4 separate regions of the Homo sapiens genome follow, and all the other regions are linked to region 3. The links are chromatin contacts, found by Hi-C or POLR2A ChIA-PET in ENCODE. All regions are on one chromosome and are shown on one strand. The core of a region is the stretch at or near the end of the contact, and the rest is flanking DNA. Distances in the headings are between cores, read along the strand shown. Region 1 overlaps RBMS1 (RNA binding motif single stranded interacting protein 1). Region 2 overlaps RBMS1 (RNA binding motif single stranded interacting protein 1). Region 3 has its middle 98 kb from the start of TANK-AS1. Region 4 holds the start of RBMS1 (RNA binding motif single stranded interacting protein 1).

Region 1 (5,447 bases), core at 2,143-4,642, 640 kb after region 3:
TGGTTCTTAGTGGTGAGGAAGACAATAGTGCAAGATAGTACTGGAGAAATAAGTATGAGTCAAGTCTTGCAGAGATATGTGGGCCATGTGAAAGATTTGGTTCTTTAGCCTAAGATTATGAAACAGACTTTGGAAGGTATCAAGTAGAAGATGCTTAATCTACATTTATCTTAACAGCCTCCCAGTAGATTCCTGGCTTCCAGCCTCTATAACTTAACATTTATACTTATTGTTCTCATTTGCATTGTGACTGCTGTGGGAAACGAGGAAGTAGCATGTCTTCTGCAGGTAATGAGAACCTTTGTACCAAAAGATAGTGGGATGCTTGCTTCCTCAGAAAAGAATCTGGCTAGTAGGTTGATTCGGTCTGGATCCAAAGCTTTCAAAACTTGAATTTTATTCTGTCTTGAATGTGGACCACTTAGTTTATTCTGAAAATCTGATTTCTAGCAGATTTTCAGAATAAACTAATAAATCCAAGAATGGCCTGGGTTACCTAGGCAATAGTCTAATTTTATTAGACTATTTTATTAGACTATTGCCTAGGTAACCCAGGCCATTCTTGGATTCTGAGACCATTCCTCCTGCCACACACAACTCCCCGCAAGAACACTTAGCTATCAGTGGGAAAAATCCAGTGTCTTTCTCTTGCTGGGACCGTCATGTCCATATCAGTCATATACAATATCACAGGTAACCCTGGAGGAGGGAAAGGGGGATGGGGAACCAAAATGCAAAGGACCTGGTGCTAAGCGCCCCATCATTATTTCATGCAACTGAAAGTCAAGCAGATAGGAGAGTTGTAAAACTTGTCTACAATGAGAATAAGCAAGGAAAGAATTAAGGGTCATTTCACATTTAAAAATTCAGCTTACCACTTGAAGCTGTCAGTGCTTTGTGTGTAGAACTTTCAAATAATTAACATTTCTCAAACATCAAAACACAGCTAGAGGTGTGCATAAATAAAGAGGCACAGGTCCCAAAATACTATTTTTACTTTTTGAACTGGTAGGACTAATAGAAAAATAAATGAATACAATTGTTTAGATTAACTAGTTCTTATGGAAAAGAAGCACGGGAGAAAGTAGTTGTTAACCAATACTTGATTATTTGTTAATCACTACTACATAAGATAAAAAGTAGAAAAATAGGGATATATAGCATTTACTTAAGAGAAACATCTCTCTCTTAAACTTTGTATTTGTTTTTAAGCACTCCAAGATCTTGGCCAGGATATTTAACCTTTGATCTAGTTTCCCACTGCATGGTATGGCTATAGGAAATAGTGGATGTAAAAGGGCTTTTAAAAAATATAGACCATGATACAAACATATTTACTAGTATTATTGTTTCAATTATCTATTATGGAGTAACAAATTACCTCCAACTTAAAACTTAAAATGACTTAAAAATGACTTAAAACTTAAAAATGACTTAAAATTTTGCATTTTCCTGGGTTGGCTGGGATCAGCTGGGTGGCTCTTCTGCTCCATTTGACTTTGGCTGGGTCACTCAGGCAGCTGCATGCAGTTGGGAGCTCAGCTGGGGATTGAATGTCCAAGATGGCCTCATTGACATGCCTCACAGTTGTCTGGCTGTTGACTGGAGTGCCTCCATTCTCCTCTGTGTAGCTTCTCATTCTGTACAGCCTCTCTTTCCATGTGGATTCTAACTGGAAGGCAGACTAGCCCAGATTTCTTTACAGGGTGATTGGCTGAAAGCCTCTTCAGGCCCAGATCTGAAAGTCACTCAGCCATACTTCTGCATTCTACTGTCACACAGGGCCATCCCTTAGGCAAGGAGAGGTGAAACAGGTTCCAGTCCTGGACTTTGGAGGAGAGAATCACATTGGGAAAGCACATGCAGAGTGGGAGGGATTGTGGGCAGGTATTTCTGGAAATGTCTACCACAGTTATTATTAAATACAGCTTGAAAGAGTAAAAGATTACAATCCCAATGAATAAGAATGCTTATTCATTGTACTGCTTCCAGATATTAAAATTATTAAGTTACCTTTAACATATGTGTGCTGTACATAATAACCATGGCATATATTCACCATAGCTATTCTAACTGAAGGAAAAGATATATTCCCCAAAAACCTAATTCTTGATTTAGTCTTATTGTTTAATTTTTTAAAAAGTGTACTACAATCATAGTTTTTATTGTTTCAGAGGTTAAATGCACTTTACGTGTTTACTGATACAAAGGGAATTTTGAACTCCCTCTAGTGGCAAAAGATTTTCTTTTATTTTTTCCAAGAGCTTACTTAATAAGATGGCTGACATGTATAACAACATAGTTTCAAAAATGACCTGTTCTTACCATCAGAAGATGCCCACTTTCTCCTGTGTGAGTTATGGTGGGTCCTTTAATCTCTTATGAGAAATGTTAACCTTTCCAAGAAACATTGATCATATTATATGAAAAAAAAGGAAGAAAGGAGACTTCCTGTTAACTTTAAAGTGCAAAAACTGCTAACTGCTCCCTTTAGTCAGGGTCTTAAATAAAAACTATTATATTTTGACAATTAAAATATCATTTTCCCTGGCTAAAAAGTAAATTAAATTTTAAATTTTTGCCTGAAGAATTATTTTTTGAACAGACAAATGTATTTAATTGAAACAATCTTTACATAGAAAGCAATAGATAACTGTTGAAAAGTGCAGCTTGGAAAGCACTAATAGCCAAACTAGGAGGATCATAGGGATCCCAAAGTGTTATGCTTGTCTTGAATTCAAATTTGGATTTTCATAGCCAATAGGGAAGGAACATGGTTATCACCATTACGCCATACAAAAGGAAGCACAATGTCAAAGGGCGGGAATAGAAAAACAGCTATTACAGACTTTGTAAATTAAGTTTTCTTATCCCCACCCCATTGCCAAAGAGAATTAATAATACTAATTAACTTAGTCTGTTACGGGTCCATCTATAGACAGATTTATTCTGGTTCTTTATATAGTAAAAGGACATTTCTGTGATGCTAAAAGACATTCTTTAAAAATGCTCTTTTCCCAGCTATTTGTGGAAGCCGATCCAACCTATCCTGTACTGTCTCGTAGGTTGACACCCAAAACCTCTGTTCTCCTACCCACAGTAGTAGGAAAATGGCCAGGGATGGTAAGAATCCATAGAGTTTTTTTCTTCTTCTTCTTCTTCTTTTAAAGCTCTAGAAAGTGGAACCTAGGATTATAAAAATAATTCCCCGACATGCTGTTTTGTTTGGGACTAAACTATGAAATAGCAAGATTTCACTACAATAATTAATCCAGCCAATAAAAAGTTAGACTTTGTTTCTTTCCAATACCTCTTTTTAGTTCGACATTTATAACTAAGTCTGTGTCTCTTGTGGTCTCGATTACATCCGGTGTTTTCAGCTGGCAGCATTTCCTCTGCTGAGGCCACCCCACGTTTTTTGCCAGGCTACATTTCTGTGAATATAAAGAGAGAAAACCAAGTTGTATTAGAGAGTGAAATTTAAGGAGAAATTGAGTATAACTTTGATTTTTGAAACAAAAACCAAGCCACTGTATTTGTTATAAACAAACTGGTGATTAAAATATGTAGGCTCCAGAAGTACATGGAAAGTCTTATAGCCATCTCGTAGCCATCCTGCATGTTTTCTCTTAAATATTTATAATAACCTAATTTAACTAACAAACAGAGACCAGAGATTCCCTTCCAGCTTTGCTTGCACAGATTTGAAATAATGAAAGTGAATTTGCATTTCTTAAAATGGTGTTTTCTTCCAGCTCTCATAGAAATGTTTTTGGAACAGTGATCTGTGCTAACAGCTGTATTCAATCTTGAGTAAAAGTCACTTCCTGAAGAGAATGAAATTCAACTTAACATTCGAACTTGCCTAGAACATAATCCTGTAGGGTGAGTGTACTATGTGATTATGAAACTGGACACAGGCACCCTGCTGAGATGATTTCTTGTAAATAATACCCAACAGAAACCATTAATCAGTGTCAGTGTTTTTAACTGAAGAATTAATATTCTAAAAGTGTTCCTTATTCATACAGATAACCGTCTTAGTTTTCAAGAATTTTAGTCTTTGATATTTTAAAAATGTAATTCCCTTGTGGAATTGGATCTATATGAAATCTCTATGTATTAATATATACCATCAGATAGACATAAATATAGATACAGATAAACATATATGTTTATATATTTAGGCTTTAACAATTTTTTTAATTGTGTCATTCTTGATTTTCAGGTAAAATTTATTTTTGACTCAGTTCTCTTTACCTATTCACTCATTTATTTATTGCAGTGAGCTCAATTTAAATAGAATTTTGTTCCTGGCCTCATAAAATTAGTTGTAGGTATATATATGGGAGGTACAGTTTTAGCTATGATGGATTTAAAAAATATCTCTTAGATAGTTATTATTGACCTCTACTTTCCTAAATATTATACTTCTTTATTTTAAAGAAGGAAAATGTTGTATTAACGTAACTTGGATATTGCTAAAACCTTAATGGAATCATCCCTTAGATGGAAAAGTGTCCACTGAATCTTCTGTTTTCTTTATGGATCATTATTTTGTCATCTAAACAATGAATGTGGAGTTTTCAGTCATAGGCTATCAAATTGATTAGAGATAAAGTCTAACACGTTAAGGCAGAATTAACAAACATACAGAAAAATTCCAACCATCTCAATTTGTAGGAATCAAAACCGTTTCCGGCCTTACTTTGGTAACAAAAAAGGAGCTAGGCTTTCTTCCATTCCTTGACCAAACCACTAAGTTGCCTTGAAGACCTTTGTTTATAATGTCTTCTTACATTCTTTTCCCCCTGACATGCTCCCCTCCCTCCAGCAGTGAGATACTAATTAAAGAGAGGCCACTGTGACCCTAGGTTGTTTAGAAGTCACCCGGAATGAGGTGGCGGCACAGATCTGGAGAGGAAGCGCTCATTCCTAAATATAACACAGTCCTTAAGACCATCTTGTCAAAAATCTGTTGGCTTCTAATAGCAAACAAAGTACCTCCTTTGACTTAAAAGGTATACACTTGAAACTAAAATGGAATCTCTAAAACCTACTTTAACAACATCTATATCCACTTTTTATAAGAATTGGCAACAAATAAAATTAACTCATGTATGTCACATGATAGTTTCTTTCAGAGACACTAAAATATAAACATTAAAAACATTTTAAATTTGATAAAGGATAATCTAATTTTTATGTTTGTTGAGGGAGAGGGAGCATGTATCTTGCCATTCCTTTTAAAAAATTAGAGACAGCTTAGATTGTGTATGAGAAGACTCTTTTCTTTTTTTCCCTCTCTCCTTCCCTCTTTCCTTCCTTCCTTTCCTTCCTTCCTTCCTTCCTTCCTTCCTTCCTTCCTTCTTTCTTTTCTTTCTTTCTTTCTTTCTTTCTTTCTTTCTTTCTTTCTTTCTTTCTTTCTTTCTTTCTTTCTTTCTTTC
Region 2 (5,392 bases), core at 2,346-4,845, 590 kb after region 3:
TTAAGGCTAGTGAGCTAGGATTGTGGCACTGCACTGCAGCCTGGGTGACAGAGTGAGACTCTGTCCCTTAGGGAAGAAAAATGCAGGCAAACTGAAGCAAGTATATAAAATTTTTTTAATTAATTTTTTTTTGTTGTTGTTGTTGAAACAGAGTCTCGCTCTGTAGCCCAGGCTGGAATGCAGTGGTGCAAACACAGCTCATTGCATCCTCAACCTCCTGGGCTCAAGTGATTCTCCTGTATCGGCCTCCGAAGTAGCTGAGACCACAGGCATGCGCCACCACGCCCTGCTAGATACATGCAATTCTGTGTTGGTTGTTTGTCACTCTTAGGCCGCCTGTAAAGTTTCATTCTTTCGTTGCTTAAAAAATGGAGACTGCTTACTAATTTGATTTTTGCTTCTTCTTATATTTTAACTTGCATTAAGTGACATTTCATTTAGACTATGCTGTATAACATTTAATGCTAGGGGAAAAAGACTGAGAAAGTCACAAAATATCAGGAAAGAAAAGGCATAGCATGAGGTTGCATGTGTATTTAGAAATAGTTTTATATCGTACTTTATAAACAGTAATTTGTGTACATGCAGGCTTCCTTTACAAGAACATAAGATCCTTAAAGACAAGAAGTGTGTTTTGGGCCGGGCGCGGTGGCTCACGCCTGTAATCCCAGCACTTTGGGAGGCCGAGGCGGGCGGATCACGAGGTCAGGAGATCGAGACCATCCCGGCTAAAACGGTGAAACCCCGTCTCTACTGAAAATACAAAAAATTAGCCGGGCGTAGTGGCGGGCGCCTGTAGTCCCAGCTACTTGGGAGGCTGAGGCAGGAGAATGGCGTGAACCCGGGAGGCGGAGCTTGCAGTGAGCCGAGATCCCGCCACTGCACTCCAGCCTGGGCGACAGAGCGAGACTCTGTCTCAAAAAAAAAAAAAAAAAAAAAGAAGTGTGTTTTGTTCAGTTTTGTGCCTATTACAATGTTTTGCACATAGTAGGTACTTGGTAAGTGTTTATTGAATTGAATCCATATTTTTTGTTTACCAACATGATAAAGAGGAATATGAGGCACAGACAGAATTCTTTAGTGATGAAATGCTTCTGCTTCAAATACATACGTGATTAGGATAAAAATGAGCTTTTAGCCTAAATTACCTAAGTAATATTCTCAATCTCAAGCTTTACTATGAGACTTGCTCATAGTGTCCCCAAAGGCAATCACTACCAAGTTAGTTTGTCGTTGTCACATAAACACTTCATAAAATGCAAAAAACCAAGTATTCAATGACTATCTTAAGTTAAATATCATGAATATAATGTGTATAGAAAAGGGAGGCGGTGGACAGGTGTGGTGGCTCATGCCTGTAATCCCGGCACTTTGGGAGGCCGAGGTGGGTGGATCACTTGAGTCCAGGAGTTTGAGACCAGCCTGTGCAACATGGCAAAACCCCATCTCTACAAAAAAATACAAAAATTAACTGGATGTGGTGGCTTGTTCCTGTAGTTCCAGCTACATGACAGGCTGAGGCGGGAGGATTGACAGAGCTCGGGGGGCGAAGGTTGCAGTGAGCCAAGATCACACAACTGCATTCCAGCCTGGGTGATGGAGTGAGAACCCTTCTCAAAAAAAAAAAAAAATGGGGGGCCCATTCTACTCTATTAGTATAATTTAAAAAATAACATATGGATGGGGCATTATTAATTGAAAAGCAATTAAATTTTAAAAAGCAAAATAAATGGCTACATATCTAAAAACAATATTTCTCAGGATTTGCTCAGGGTTTCTAAGGACCTAAAACTGTGTCTGACAAGAATATGTGATTATATTAGTTAGGATTCTGATAGGCAATGCATGACATACATACGCAAACTTGGTATTTAAGGAATGTTTACAAATGTGTTGGCAGGTCTTAGGGAAACCTAAAAGAGACAACGACATTTTCTGAGGCCAGCAAAATACGAGTGCTTTTACTACTCAAAGTCTGAAAGAGCAAAGGGTGGGAGCAGTTACCAGAACCTGGAGGGGAAGCCCAGTGCTGGGGGCTCCCTGAGAGAGGTGATGACCTTCAGCCAAGGACTAAGCCCATGTGGACCAGTTATGTCTCACTTTCCTCCTACCCTTAGATCTGCCAGTGCCTCCAATTGGAACCAATAGGAAGCCCGAGAGAGGAGGATACCAGTGATGCAGGGCCTGTGGTCGGCCCCCAGGTCACAGGATAGAGGGGAAAAGGTGGAGAGGCGAATGAAGTGTGGGAATCAGTAAATTTTGTTGAATAAAGGAATGGCTGCTTACTACTTTTCTTAATGGATAGTTTCATTTCTTTCAGTTAACATGGCTACCCATTGCCTTTTTAAAAATCTGCTGTGATTACTCAAATGAATTAGATAAGCAGTAGTGAGTGCCTACCATAGCATTTTTACAGGTCTATTGCAAAACAATAATGGAAACTTTCTAAGAAAATTAGTTATTAGTGGGATTTTTTAGGCTGTCTTCAGAAATCTGCATTATCTTAAGTCCATAACCTGAAAAAAACAATCACTTGAATCTCATAATTATTCAACAAGAATGTGAAAGATTATCACACCATAAATACGATATATTACTTGCGACGCAACTGAAAATACTTTGCAGGACATTGAGTTAATGGATATTTGTTTTCTGGTTATTCTTACACTACTCAAGCCTACTTTTTGCCTACCTTTTCCACATTATGCTTTATTTAATCTGTCTTTAATAGGTCATAAGAATTATATCAGAGATTTTGCATTTTAAAAGGAACAAGCTCTAAGTTTGATTATGACAAATGTTTGAAATGACTCTTCCTGTACATACGTACTCAAGAAGTTTTGTTTTGTTTATTGTGGTAAATAATGTTAAATTTGTCATTTTAACCATTTTTTGTGTACAATTCAGTGGCGTTGAATACGTTCACATTATTAGGCAACCATCACGACTGAAGAATGTTTTTTAATCCTTCCTATTGAGAGGTGGTGTTTCTGGTTTCACGGAGATGTTTTTCTCTTTCAAAAAGAACAACCGCAAAATCCCATGATCTTGCAGTCATATCAGTAAAGAAAATCTGCCCAAATCCTATCAAGTGATGTTTTAAAGTGGTATTAAATTAGCAAAGCTATTGTACGCTTGTTCATCAACACACACAAAAAAGAACTTGTTGGAAATAACTTTTAGAATGAACATGTCCCTTTAAACAGGAAGATGCTGTTATTTTGTTTCTTTTTATTTTACCTCTGAAGGAATTTTGTCAGAAGTCCAGCTAACACTCTAGACTCGTGGTTGTAATGTATGGGATATGCCACACTTTGTGACTCACCTTTTTTTTAATATATTTTTCAAATTTGAATAATAATATCCAGACTCAAACTTATGTTCCTTTGTTCATTTAATTGAGTTCTTGAGATGGTAATAACACAGCAGAGAAGTTTTTAACCTTTATGTATGATAAAACACATAATTAACTCATAATGTTTTATGAAAATATAAAGATAAAACTAGCTTTCCTCTACAACATGAGTTCTTCTTACCTGTTGTCATAGTAACCAGGTAAACACTACTAAAACCAAATGGGCATCAAAAAAGTTTTTCATATAAAAGGTATTGAAAATATTTATAGGACCTTTAAAAAATAGATTATCTGAGTAGAGGAAGAAAAGACTCAAGTAATAGAGGAGAAGTAGTCAAACTTTATTTGCATATGGAAAGAGAGTTGAGGGGGTGGAAATCTGCGTTGCTGAGAAAAAGAGTTTTCAGAGCAGACTGTTCTGGTATTTTATACCAATTATGTGCAGCTATTGCTTTGAATAAATTTTGCTGCCCTGCTGAGATTTCCTTTTTACAAATCCTAGAGCAATTATAAGATGGAAGTCTGGAATGTATAAACAATGTCCTTTGAACAGTAAATGAGCCTCATTCTTATAAAACTCAAGGGTAGGAATGTACTACCTTTTATCCTATGTTTCTCTGCCTTTCCTTCCTCCTTAATCATAGCACAGAAATTAGGGTCTGCTTCAAGAGTATATAAAAACATGAATTTTGCCTAAAAATACTTTTAAATGACAAATTCCATGAAATTAACAAAATCTCTCTGTTGCTACATAATACCTGTGTACTTAATACATGTTCAATACAGCAGTTGATTGAATATTCCTATTCTATTCTATTTCTAGCCTTAACACAAGAATCTGTAATAGATTACTTTTTTCTATAGACCTGGAAACAAAACACTGCACCAAGTCAGTGTGCATGGGGAAAAAGTGACAACCTTAGAGCGCAACATTAGGCTGAGTTTCCAAATGCCAGCTTGTTTTACGTGACAGAGCAATCTGCACTAATCAAGGCAAACAATGTATACAATCCTAAAGAGAAGTCAACTGTCACTTAGCGTTAACTGTAAAAGCCTGAGCTCCATTATTCTGCCAAACTTACAGACCTTATACAATGTTTACAATAAGGTTTGGAGAGTTGCCTAGCATTGGAATATATACAATTAAACAACATAGTTGAGTGGCCCTTTTATGTCAGCACTGCTAAAAGAGCACCATTATGTGTACTCATGATAGTCATTCTTGGAACTCTTAACATAAACAGGAATAGAGAACATTCATTTGTAATTCTATCTGAGTACGTGTGGGATTTTATTTTATTTTATTCACATAAACCCCCATGGAAACTAAAGATAGCAATAATAAAAGGATCACTGAATGAGAATTATTTCTGTGACTGTCAAAGAATGCAATACTTATATTGTTTGCAACTGAGCTTAAGCACTCACCTTATTTGGACTTTTATTTAAGCTTGTATAAAAAAGGGAGATTGTATTTAATTACAAAGTGAATTTTATTTGTTTGAAAATAACACTAGAAATTAATACAAAATGCATTTCCTGATTTCCTCTTTCAGACATTTTCAAAAAATAGCACATGCAAAGAGGCAACAATATTATCGATTAAAATGAAACAAAACACAAGCTAACTTTTAAGTTCACATCATATTTTGTTAAAGTTAGTTAGGCTAATTTTATAGTTATAGCTCGGCCAGAATGTTTTATCCTTCGGTGTTGTTAGCAACAGTAAAAGGGAATGACACACAACTGAAGCAATTTTTTTTGAGGAAAATAGAAATATTTAAGAGATTGATTTATAGTTCTATCACTCAGAAATACAAATATATATATTTTTAATGTAGGTATTGGGTTTTTATTGAAGTTTTCTTTCTCTGCCTGTTTCCCAGAAATGTTTGGCTTTGTAATTCTGAGAAATAGTTTACATCAACACCAGAATAAAATATAGTTATGTCAACTGACACAAAAATGCCTGACTCAAAACGAGGAGGAAGATTTGGGCTCAATTTAGGTCACTGAAGCCAGTGACGCCAGCTGTTT
Region 3 (5,312 bases), core at 116-2,615:
ATGAGACTCTGTCAAAAAAAAAAAAAAATGTTATCCTCTCTCCGCTGTAACTAAAAAGTACCATATTATGCATATGGTTCCATACCTTTATTTTTTTCTCCAAATAATTTATCTTGGAAATGCTCTGCATTGGTAGTATATGTATTTGTGATGTGGTTAATTTGTTAAATTGTACTTTCTAGGAAGTGTGTCAATTTATACTTAGAGTAGAAATGTTATGAGTGCCTGTTTCTTCATAACTTTGCCAAGAGGGTGTGAACAAAGTTTTAAATTTTGCCAGGCTGAAAGGTAAATATAATATTTTGATGTCAGTTTAGTTTTCATAGCTCTAATTTTGGGTGAAGTCAACCATCTTTCCTGTGTTTAAAACCATTTTTTAAAAAATGTGTGAATCATCTAATAACATTCTTTGCAATACTGAGTTGTTGATTTTTCTTATTGATTTCTAGGAACTATTTATTTATTATAAAGAGTCTCTGATATGAGGTTACAGATGTTCCCATTTGACATCAGTGATATTAAATATTACATAATTAAAATTTTATTTTTAGAATTTGCTAGCATGATGAATTGACATTGCTGAAAAAGATTACTTGACATAATCACACTATTTATTGTCTCATATTAAAAACAAATAGGATACTTACAAAATAATTACATCTACAGATGGAACTACAGCACCCCATTTTACATTTATTTGCATTGAGACCAGTAAACTGTTCAGAGAACTAGCTGCTTGTGCTGGGGTAGAAATAATTTTGCCATTTATTTTACCAATGGTCCCTAATAAACAAATGACAAATCTAGAACGTCCAAATTTCTAAGTTTGCCCTTATGATCAACTGCCAATTGAACAAGAAACTTAACAAGGTTATGTTCATAACTTGGCAAAGTGTCTAGCATATAGGGCTTGAAAAACGTTTATTTATTATAGAGATAATATACTGAACTGCCTTTCTACCTTATTGTGCCTCAATGTAGTTACTAGAGTAGAAAAGATTTCCACTCTTGGCTGCCATTCACAGGGCTCAGCTAAGAAGTTCCCTCCCTAGCTTACATTGAACTATATGAAATTGCTGCTTTATTGGTCAAAAATGGTTGACTGTTGGCACTTTCATACGGTTCAATCTATATCTGAAAGCCTGATGCAGTTAGAGAGGATTCAGCTGTCACAGCAAAAAGCTAAAAATTTTCAATACTGGGTGGACTGGAGTTCCTAGTCTCCTCACATGTCTATGTGGGAAGTGGGGTGTCACAGCTCTCTTGCTGGAAGCGAGGACTGCAGTATTCAGCAAACACCACAAGAGGGGGCATTTCTCTTGGAAATGTGAAGACTGATGAATGCTTTTCAGACTAAGAACCGGTACAGTCAGTCTGGGGGGTGTGCCAACAGGCTAGCAATAAACATCGAGTTGGGAAGAAGAGGGGCCAGTGATTACATGTTAAGCCATTGTCTGTCTCAGAGGGAAAGTCAACAGCTTTCTGTCTGGCAGCCTTAAAGCTAGTAATGCTGAGAACAGGCAAGCCAAAGTGAAGGGAGATCATAGCAATTGTGATTTTTGCAGCCAGAATCAAAACATCAAAAGTGACAAGTAGAAAGGGCTGAAGGTGCGCCTCTTACATATTTGAAAATGTCAGCTTCTTGGGAAAATTCGAGATGATGTAAGAGCTCTGCTGCATTTGCCGGTTGAATGGCATATTCCTGTTGGAAGTTCTGGCTGCCTTGCTAAAAATGCAGTGCACTCTAGCAATCGGCCCTGTGCACAGATGTTACACAGCCTTTACATTAAGCAGATAATGCAGAAAATATTTTCCTTTGTATTGGCACAGCTGTTACCATCTTCAACTCAAAGACTGTGCAGCTCTTGATTAATAGGAGATTTGTCTTTTGTTTGGCTATGAAAGTTAGCTCTAAATGAGAGACTTGGCTGCTCTTTCGCTTGTGTAACACCACATGGTAAATGAGTGCAGAGCAAGGGAGGTCCAGACTTCTGGGGCTGGCTTGTACAATCAGTCTCCCATTGACCAAGAAACTCTGCAACAGCCAAGCCCCCTATATGAGAACATTAAGTGGCCCTAAAGAAATTGCTCAACTAGAGGGGTTCTTATTAGAAAATTAAGGAAGAAAAAGGACAATATGACAAATTACGATATACTCTCATAACATTGAATTTAGCAGTCCCAGCCTTTTTTCATTGCCCAGCATCCTAGGTCAATTAGAATTCAGTGATTCTTGGATTCAGTTAGTGAATTGTTATAATTTGACTCTGAGATAATAAACAGGTAATTATTTCTCTTCTGTACTCCCCTCTCCCCACCCCAAATCCTCCAAAACATTTAAGCTAACTGGGGTGTTTTGCTATGGTGGTTTGTTGGAATTCTTTCTCCTCCACATCCAAAATAAACCATCATGTTTTTACTTGTTTTTCTGAGAAAGCAACACAGATGTTACGTTAAAAAATGTGAGCTTTAGCTTGTTATTGTGTATAAGCATGAAAATGGCTGTCTTATACATTGTAGCAAGTGTAAGCTGTCCTATCTCATGCTGAAAGGAAGCAACTTACCAGTAATGCTGGTGCCAGATTAAGATTCTCAGTGCATCACAAATGAATTACCATGTCTGTTATTTTAAAGGAGAAAAGAAAATGGCAAAAAAAAAAAAAAAAAAAAAAACCCACAAGAAACAAACAAAACCAACCAAAGCCAAGAAATATAAGAAGGGGGACATTGGGCCAGACTTTGCTAAAAGGTACATAACTCACTTTAGATTATCAGCTGGATAGATTATCCTGTTTCATTTCTAAAACAGATTTTGCAAGTGAGTAGTGAACAAGGAATCGTTGATTGCTCTTTTGGCTGTTTGAGTTCTTATGGCCCAGAGATGAGAATATTCAGATAACAGGTCTTTCATATTTTGTGTGTGTTCCACAAAACCACATGTGAAGAGAAACATTTTAATATATTGATTTGTCATAATAAGTGCTCAATAAATGTGTTATTGAAACAATGAATTAAAGGGAATCTTAGGGAACTCTACTACATATAGTGTGTGAAGTGCATCACAGATAATAAATACAATAAATAGGGTCTGGGAGGTGGATAGAGATGGTTTCTGCTGGGGAAAAGGGTGGAAAACAGTGGATGTCTTCTTCCAGCTGCAAGTCCTTGAAATATGAGCCGTAGCTTCCTCTTCCCCACAAGTTTCACTTTAATTCCTAGATAAAATAAGAGAAAAACAGATACGTGTTGAGGGCTGAGTTACAGAGGTCTTGTATGTTCAAGATCTGTGTCTTTTTCAAACATTCCCCGTATTTATCCTGACCATCGGCTTGCATCAATAAGCCAGAGATAAGCTTTGCAAGAAGTGGAAAGGAGAATTTATCAGGGAACAGAGATGGTGGAATATCAGAGAGACATTGTATTAGTGAGGGTTCTCTAGAGGGACAGAACTAATAAGATAGATGTATATATGAGAGGGAGTTTATTAAGGAGAATTGACTCACACGATCACAAGGTGAAGTCACACAATAGGCCATCTGCAAGTTGAGGAGCAAGGAAGCCAGTGGTTGATCAATCCAAATCCCAAAACCTTAAAAGTAGGGAAGCTGACAGTGCAGCCTTCAGTCTGTGGCCAAAGGTCCAAGAGCCCCTGGCAAACACTGGTCCAAGTCCAAGAGTCCAAAAGCTGAAGAACTTGGAGTCTGATGACTGAGGGCAGGAAGCATCCAGCATGGGAGAAAGATGAAGGCCGGAAGACACAGCAAATCTGGTCCTTCCATGTTCTCTGGTCTGCTTTATTCTGGCTGCTCTGGCAGCTGATTAGATGATGCCCTCCCAGAATGAAGGTGGGTCTCCTTCTAGTCCACTGACTCCAATGTTAATCTCCTTTGCAATACCCTCACAGACACAATGAGGAACAATACTTTGCATCCTTCAATCCAATCAAGTTGACACTCAATATTAACTATTACAGACACCCTTGGAATAGTCCAGAGGCTTTAATTGTAATCCTTTCTTGGAGATTACTCTGACCATATCTGTTCATGATGCTCTTCTATTAGCAAAGAAGAAGAGCCAGTGCTTTGTGATAAAGGCCCACCTGGGGCCAGTGTGTCAAAATTAGAGTAGAGGAGGTTTGAGTCAACAGGTGTTTTCCATTATTATAATTCGGCTCTCACCTGCACTCAGGATTAGCAAGACCTGCTTCAGGCATTCACAGCTGAGAGGAAAATGGAACATCTGGGTTGCAATTTTTCTTAGGTCTACATTTCAGAGTGATATTTTGTGTCAGTTTCCTTGAAATGGAAATAAAGTTTTGGTTCAGGGCATGTCTGTGTAGCTATTTGTATTTCACAGGAATGTGGGCTTTCTTACAAGGAACTAAAGAGTTTTAGAAATTCTCAGGTCTTGTTTATGAGGTTGTTAAGCCATCTGTGACATTATATGCATTTTCCACAAGGATTTCAAGAAAAGGAGATACGAGTGTGTTCTGCCCCATCGTATAACTCATTGTTGGGTCAACATAGGACTTAAATTCTTGTTAGTTTTCTAGATAAAAGTGGAGAGTGAGAGGAGGCTTAGAATGTTTAGTGTAATTGTTGTTCATTGGTTTTGTGCAGGAGATAGGGACTTCTGTGGATGCTTATGAAGAGTACTGAAGCACTGAGTAGAAATGGGATACAGTTCCTAGATGATTGTAAATATATATTTTTGTCTCTAAGTGAATTCCAAGGCCTGAAAGTGACATGATTTACTTTACTACAATAGAGCTGTCCTTAGTGAAACTCATGAGAACACTACGTTTTATCCTCAAGGATCAAGAGAGTGGACAGTAGAATTTCTCCCCTGCATCCACACCACTGACATTGTGCTTATTTGTCAAGGCCAGATCCTAAAATCTGAACATGCCATTGAGGCATGTGTGTCATGGCCACAGATACGTGTTGAGGGCTGAGTTACAGAGGTCTTGTATGTTCAAGACCTGTATCTTTTTCAAACATTCCCCGTATTTATCCTGACCATGTGTTTGCATCAATAATCCAGTTTGCAGCACCCTTCTAATAGCCTATTCTCTAAATATTTTAGGATTTTAGCCTGATGCTAACTTCCTGCCTTAGAAGAGGAGAAAGGGGAAAAGAATAGAAGGGGAAAATTTGAATTCTCTTAAATTTTCTAAGGATAATGAGGTTATGATTTCATGAAGATACAGTGTTTCTCTGGGGGCATCAGTCAGGCTAGACAATTGTTCTTCCTACTAAATGGAACCAGATATTCATAGGGGCATAAGGATGCTTTCCAATTTCATGAGTTCT
Region 4 (5,237 bases), core at 2,607-5,106, 570 kb after region 3:
ATGCCTGAACTTCTGATCAACTTAACATCCCTAAAAATGAGACAACCAGACATTATGGTTTTCTGATGGGATACACATCACATCACATTCCCTATGTGTGTTCAGTACCATCTAGGAACTATTCTTTGTCAAAAAAATGTGAATCTGCATCTAATCAAACCTCTAGAACTAACCATCATTGCAAATGACACCATGAGGTTGCAATCAGCCATGCGGGAAATTCTGCAGGACAAATGACCCAAATCCTTTAACAAGTAAATATCAAATTTAAAAATGAATGGGGACAAACTTTTTTATTAAGAGAGTCTTAAGAGACATATCAACCAAATTTAATATGTGGACATTGTTTTAACCTGATTTAAATAGACAAACTACAAAAAACGATTTTTAGACAACAGTGGAAAATGAACAAGAATTGGGTATTAGCTCACATTAACAAATTATTGTTAAATTTTTTGGGTGTGACAATGGTATTATGTTTTAAAAAGTTATTTGTTAGAGGAAGGTAGTAGAATAGTTACTGGTGAAATATGATGCTTGGGATTTGCTTTGAAATACTCTAGAAAAATAAAAGTAAGTGTGTGTGTGTGTTTGTGTGTGTGTGAGACAGAGAAAGAGAGAAGAGGGAAGAAAAAAGAATGACAAAATGTTGATGAATGTTGAAGCTGGATGTTAGGAACAGAGGGTTCCTCTGCTTTTGTATTTGTTTGAAAATGATCATGCTTAAAATTAAAAGCTGATTTTGTTTTAAAATGTTTTCACATGAAATACAGCAAAAATACAAAAGAACTTATGAACATTAAAACAAAAGTATTGAAATGTAGTCTCATGTTATCAATAACCCAGAGCAAAACATCCAACATTACTATTTCTAGAGGTCTCCTTCGGCCCCTCCTTAAATACTTCATCCTTCTTCTTCCTAAGAGATACTGTTTTGAATTTTATGTTATTTTACTTTTGATTTTCCTTATAAAAGTTTTTAAAAACTACTCTTGCACCTATTCTTACATAACATACTGTTTAGTTATTTTTTCTGTTTTTGAACTTCATACAAATGGAATCATGCTTTATGCATTCTGTTGACTTGCCTTTTTCATTCAACATCAGTTTTGAAATGATCCATGTTGATGCTTTTAACTGCAGCTTATTCATTTCTGTTTCTGCAACGACTCCAATGTGTGCATATACTAAAACCTTTTTAATCCACTCTACAGTTGGTAGACATTTGAGTTATTTTCTGCATATTATGAACATTCCTGTATATTTCTCCTGGTGCACATATAAAATAATTTATTTAAGGTACGTACCTGTTACTGTGTTGTAGGAAACATGCAAATGAAATTCAGGAATGCCAAATTGTTTTCTAAAGTGGTGGTTAGACCAATTTATACTTCCTCCAGGAAGCAGTGTTTTCAGATTTCCCCCCTTCCACATTTTTACCTACTCTTAATATTTTTAGAGTTCTTAATTTTTGCAAATCCGGTGAATATGAAATGGTATAGTAGTATTATTTTAATTTGCATTTCTCTTATTACTAATGAACTTGAGCATCTTTTTATATGTTTTCTGAATATTTGTGCTTCTGTGAAATACACATTCATTCTTTTGTTCATATTCTAACAAGTTCTCTTTTTTTATTGATTATTTATACATTCTGTATACTAACCTTTTGTGTTATATGTATTACAGGTATTTAGTGGCTTTTATCGCTTTTTATAAAATCCTTCAATGAACCAGTGTTCTTAATGTTAACAGTCAAATCTGTCAATCTTACACTGTTGTTCCCCTTATTTAACCAATCTTTCCTATTTCAGGGTCAAAAAGGTATTCTTCTATATTGTCTTCTAACAGCTTTATACTTTTGTTTTTCACATCCAGGTCATGATTCACCTCAATTTTCCACCCTCCTCCCTTGGTATGTGTGAGGCAGGGCTCCCATTTCATTTTTTCCATATGATTGCCAGTTGACCCAGAATCATTTATTGAAAAGTTCATTCTTTCTCCACTGCGCTATAATACCAACTCAGTCATAAATCAAGTGTCTATACAAGTGTAGGTCTGCTTTTGGGCTCTCTAAAACAGGCTGAATTTCCATCATCCAGAAAAAACAGTAAGTAGAACAGTCTAAGTTTGGTAGTTTCCCTTATTACCTCAAACCTAGAACTTCTGCGATTGTTCTCGATTTACTTCTCTTCCTTCTGTCACTCTTCCAAACCATCATTCCTAGTCTTCCTAAAGCACAATTTAGTTCATGTCAGTTCCCTGTTTAAAAACATTAAAAGGCCCCACATTGAAACAATATGGGAAATATTTTAGGCTCCCCTAGTCTGACAGTGACCCATTCCACTTTTCAGGTCTGCATGCACCTCAACAGTGCCTACAATATAGCAGACATAGTAAATATTAGCTTCCTTATAGGCTTTTACATAGGTAAATGAGAGGGACATGATTTGCCTCCTGGCAGAGCCAAAATGTTCTCACCTATACTTATATTTATTTTGTTTTTGTCAAACATGTAAGATCTAGAAATTTGTCTAAACCATAGAACGATTATAAGGGTTTCAGGTCCTTATTTTGTCATTGTTTTAAAGTATCTTACTAAACCTATTTTAAAATGTTATCATATAAAAATAATAACTGTTTAACAAAATAATGCATTCCAGTTGAGTTTAATTTACCTTGTGCTATTAACAAAAGACTCTTCAAAAACCAAAATGACAAAGTAAACAAGGTCTATTTAATAACAAACACAGTTTTTTATTACATTTTATTAGATGTGCCGGAACCCTAATTTGAGGATGCTTGCTTACCTATGCTATCCGTATGTACATTTTGGTATTAGCTCTCTTTTTGAGCTGGAATATAAAAGTCTTCTGCAGGCAGCTTCGGGGACCAATTAATTCCATTAAATTATATCTAGTTATGTAGTGAACTGAACCACTGCTGGTCTGAGGCTGTCTAGAGCTGTGACAATTAGGAGATGGAGAGAGGCAGAAAGAGAGATTGATTTTATATGTCACTGAAGCACACTGCAACAATATGCCAGCGTGACTTTCAAAATGGCCTTAAAATATTCCAAACTCAGGGAGTTTCCTTGCTCCTGAGTGGGAGTTGACAGACTGTCTGGCAGCATTAGAAAGAGGCAGAGAAAAGCTGATGTCTATATTGTGTCCTCTAATAACATTCTGCCTCTTTGCGGCATCCCCCTCTTAGAAGGATCCGTCTATATGTTGTGAGGGGTGTGTGTGTGTGTGTGTGTGTGTGTGTATGTATGTATGTGCTTTGCCTCCCCTTGTGCAAGGGGCATGATTTCACGTCTCACATCTGGGAAAACCAAACCGAAGGACGCTAACCCTCCCAAGGTCACCTAGATTAGTCTTGTGGCCCCGGGTCGGGGGTGGGTGGGAGGAACAGAACCCAGGTGTCCAGACTCCAGCTTTGTTGGGCATTAAATCATTTTCCTTCCCTTGTGAAAAAAAATTACTGGGCGGTGGGAAGTGAACGATTAATCAGATTTCCTCTTTTCCCTTATTTCCCCTCCCCCTTACGAAGATAAAAACTCGGGAAAGCAAAAGAGGTGCCCGCCCTGCAGTTCTTAAGCTGGGTCCCCCCGCATTCCCCCTCCACCCCCACTCCCACTCCCATTTCCCCACCCCCGACACAAAGCGATCTGGACTCACAGGGCTTCCGCCCGTCCAACCGCGAGCCTGGGAGGTGAGGAGTGGTTAAAACTCAGCCCTCACCTCCAGCGGGTCCCGGGCTCGGCGGCGCCCAGGCCCCGCCCCCGCCCGCCCTTCCCCCACGGCCTCGGAACGCCAGCCCCTCTCCTCTCTCCACATCGGGCGCACCCACCCCAGATGCCGCCTGGCACCAAGCGCAGCCGCCGCTGCCGCACTTTCCACTTGTATTGATCACCTCTCAGCCCCGCGCAGCCGGCTCGCCCGAGCGGACCGCGGCCAGCGCGCCAGCCCTTGGCAGCCCCGGAGCAGTCGGGCTCCGGGAGGAAACTCCTTGGGAGCGCCCTGTCCGGGGTGCCCTCTGCGCTCTGCAGTGTCTTTCTTTCTGCCTGGGAGGAGGAGGAGGAGGAGGAAGAGGAGGAGGAGGAGGAGGAGGAGGAGGAAGAGGAGGAGGAGGAGGAGGACGTCTGGTCCCGGCTGGGAGGTGGAGCAGCGGCAGCAGCAGCAGCCGCCGCCGCCGCCGCCGCTGCCGCCGCCGCCGGAAAGGGAGAGGCAGGAGAGCCCGAGACTTGGAAACCCCAAAGTGTCCGCGACCCTGCACGGCAGGCTCCCTTCCAGCTTCATGGGCAAAGTGTGGAAACAGCAGATGTACCCTCAGTACGCCACCTACTATTACCCCCAGTATCTGCAAGCCAAGGTAAAGGGGCGCCGGGGAGAGGTGACGGCCGGAGGAGGGGGCCCGGGGACGCGCGCAGGGTCAGGCCTGGGGAGGGGGGCGCGCGGCGAACCCCCGCCACCGCCGGGCGGAGTTGCTGGAAGGTTGCTAACTATAGCGCTGGCCTGGGCAGAGCCGGGCGGCGCGCGGGGCGGCGGCTTCCCTGGGAGCGGAGTGCGGGGATCGGGTTACAGAAAGCCGCGGGGGGAGAGACTAGACAGGAAAGAGCCACCAGCCCCTTCCTGGCCCGGCCAGCGGGGAGGGTCGTGGGGTCGAGCGGCGCCCCTCGCCGAGCCCTGGCTGGCCGGCGGCCGTCGCCTGGTGTGCGCGTCTGGATCCGCTGGTGGCCCGGCTTTTCGACCCCTTCTCCAAGGGCCTCGCCCTGTAAGCTGTAACTCTTCGCTCCCCTCGCCGTGGCGCGGAGCCTCCCGCCCCCCAGGGACGCCCCTCCACCTCCCGCGCACGCGATGACTGGGGCTGGAGGGGCGGCGGGGCCGGGATATTTTCCTCCCCGCCTCCGGCCCTGAGCGCCCGCCCCTCGCCTCTGATCTTTGTGCGGTGTGGCACTTCACCTGGTTACTGATTTCTACTTTTACGCTGGTGTTTTGGGTAGAAAAGTGGCCAAAGTTCACTCGCGTTCATTGATGTCCCTTCTAATCTCTAGAGGTTTTGCAAAGGAGGGACAATGGGCAGATTTCAGTGCAGAGAAAGAAGTGACTTCGTATTTGGTTAAAAAAGAAACAAAAACAAAACTAGCTTATATGTTTGCCACAGATCGATTTCCAATGTTGCTTTTTAAAAAGTGACCTCGGCACACTCTTGGGTAACAACAGTTGATGACATGT

Evidence for each region. Hi-C counts contacts between places; a loop is a spot of excess contacts on that map. ChIA-PET counts read pairs that join two places held with the same protein, here RNA polymerase II (POLR2A). Pooled maps may share reads with other maps.
Region 1: a pooled map shows a loop between it and region 3 (7-fold over the local background). The contact joins two enhancer-like sites. A Hi-C loop is called at or near these places in 2 of 168 maps with a recorded cell type or tissue (MCF 10A and endothelial cell of umbilical vein), 4 of 37 single-sample maps with no recorded cell type and 10 of 50 pooled maps.
Region 2: POLR2A ChIA-PET joins it to region 3 with 12 read pairs in IMR-90. The contact joins two enhancer-like sites. A Hi-C loop is called at or near these places in 1 of 168 maps with a recorded cell type or tissue (naive thymus-derived CD4-positive, alpha-beta T cell) and 4 of 50 pooled maps. POLR2A ChIA-PET finds 5 or more read pairs at or near these places in 1 of 52 experiments (IMR-90).
Region 4: a map of IMR-90 shows a loop between it and region 3 (6-fold over the local background). The contact joins the promoter of RBMS1 here to the enhancer-like site in region 3. A Hi-C loop is called at or near these places in 3 of 168 maps with a recorded cell type or tissue (IMR-90, heart left ventricle and naive thymus-derived CD4-positive, alpha-beta T cell) and 11 of 50 pooled maps.

What each region holds. Positions count from the first base shown.
Region 1 is chr2:160,426,221-160,431,667 of GRCh38, reverse strand. The region is part of intron 1 of RBMS1 (RNA binding motif single stranded interacting protein 1); the gene reads left to right. Among named protein-coding and RNA genes, the nearest start is that of MIR4785, 21 kb to the right of the region's middle. Within about 2 kb of position 3,392, at least 15 of the 41 ENCODE cell types and tissues checked have a DNase peak (open chromatin) inside an H3K27ac peak, as active enhancers do.
Region 2 is chr2:160,472,099-160,477,490 of GRCh38, reverse strand. All of the region lies in intron 1 of RBMS1 (RNA binding motif single stranded interacting protein 1), which reads left to right. Among named protein-coding and RNA genes, the nearest start is that of RBMS1, 19 kb to the left of the region's middle. RefSeq lists an enhancer at 214-713. Within about 2 kb of position 3,595, at least 2 of the 41 ENCODE cell types and tissues checked have a DNase peak (open chromatin) inside an H3K27ac peak, as active enhancers do.
Region 3 is chr2:161,059,869-161,065,180 of GRCh38, reverse strand. No RefSeq gene overlaps it. Among named protein-coding and RNA genes, the nearest start is that of TANK-AS1, 98 kb to the left of the region's middle. RefSeq lists an enhancer at 4,865-5,034. Within about 2 kb of position 1,365, at least 3 of the 41 ENCODE cell types and tissues checked have a DNase peak (open chromatin) inside an H3K27ac peak, as active enhancers do.
Region 4 is chr2:160,492,426-160,497,662 of GRCh38, reverse strand. RBMS1 (RNA binding motif single stranded interacting protein 1) reads left to right here and starts at 3,856. Exons shown (of 14, transcript NM_016836.4): 1 at 3,856-4,374. The coding sequence starts at 4,300. RefSeq lists a silencer at 3,429-3,608 and an enhancer at 3,795-4,315.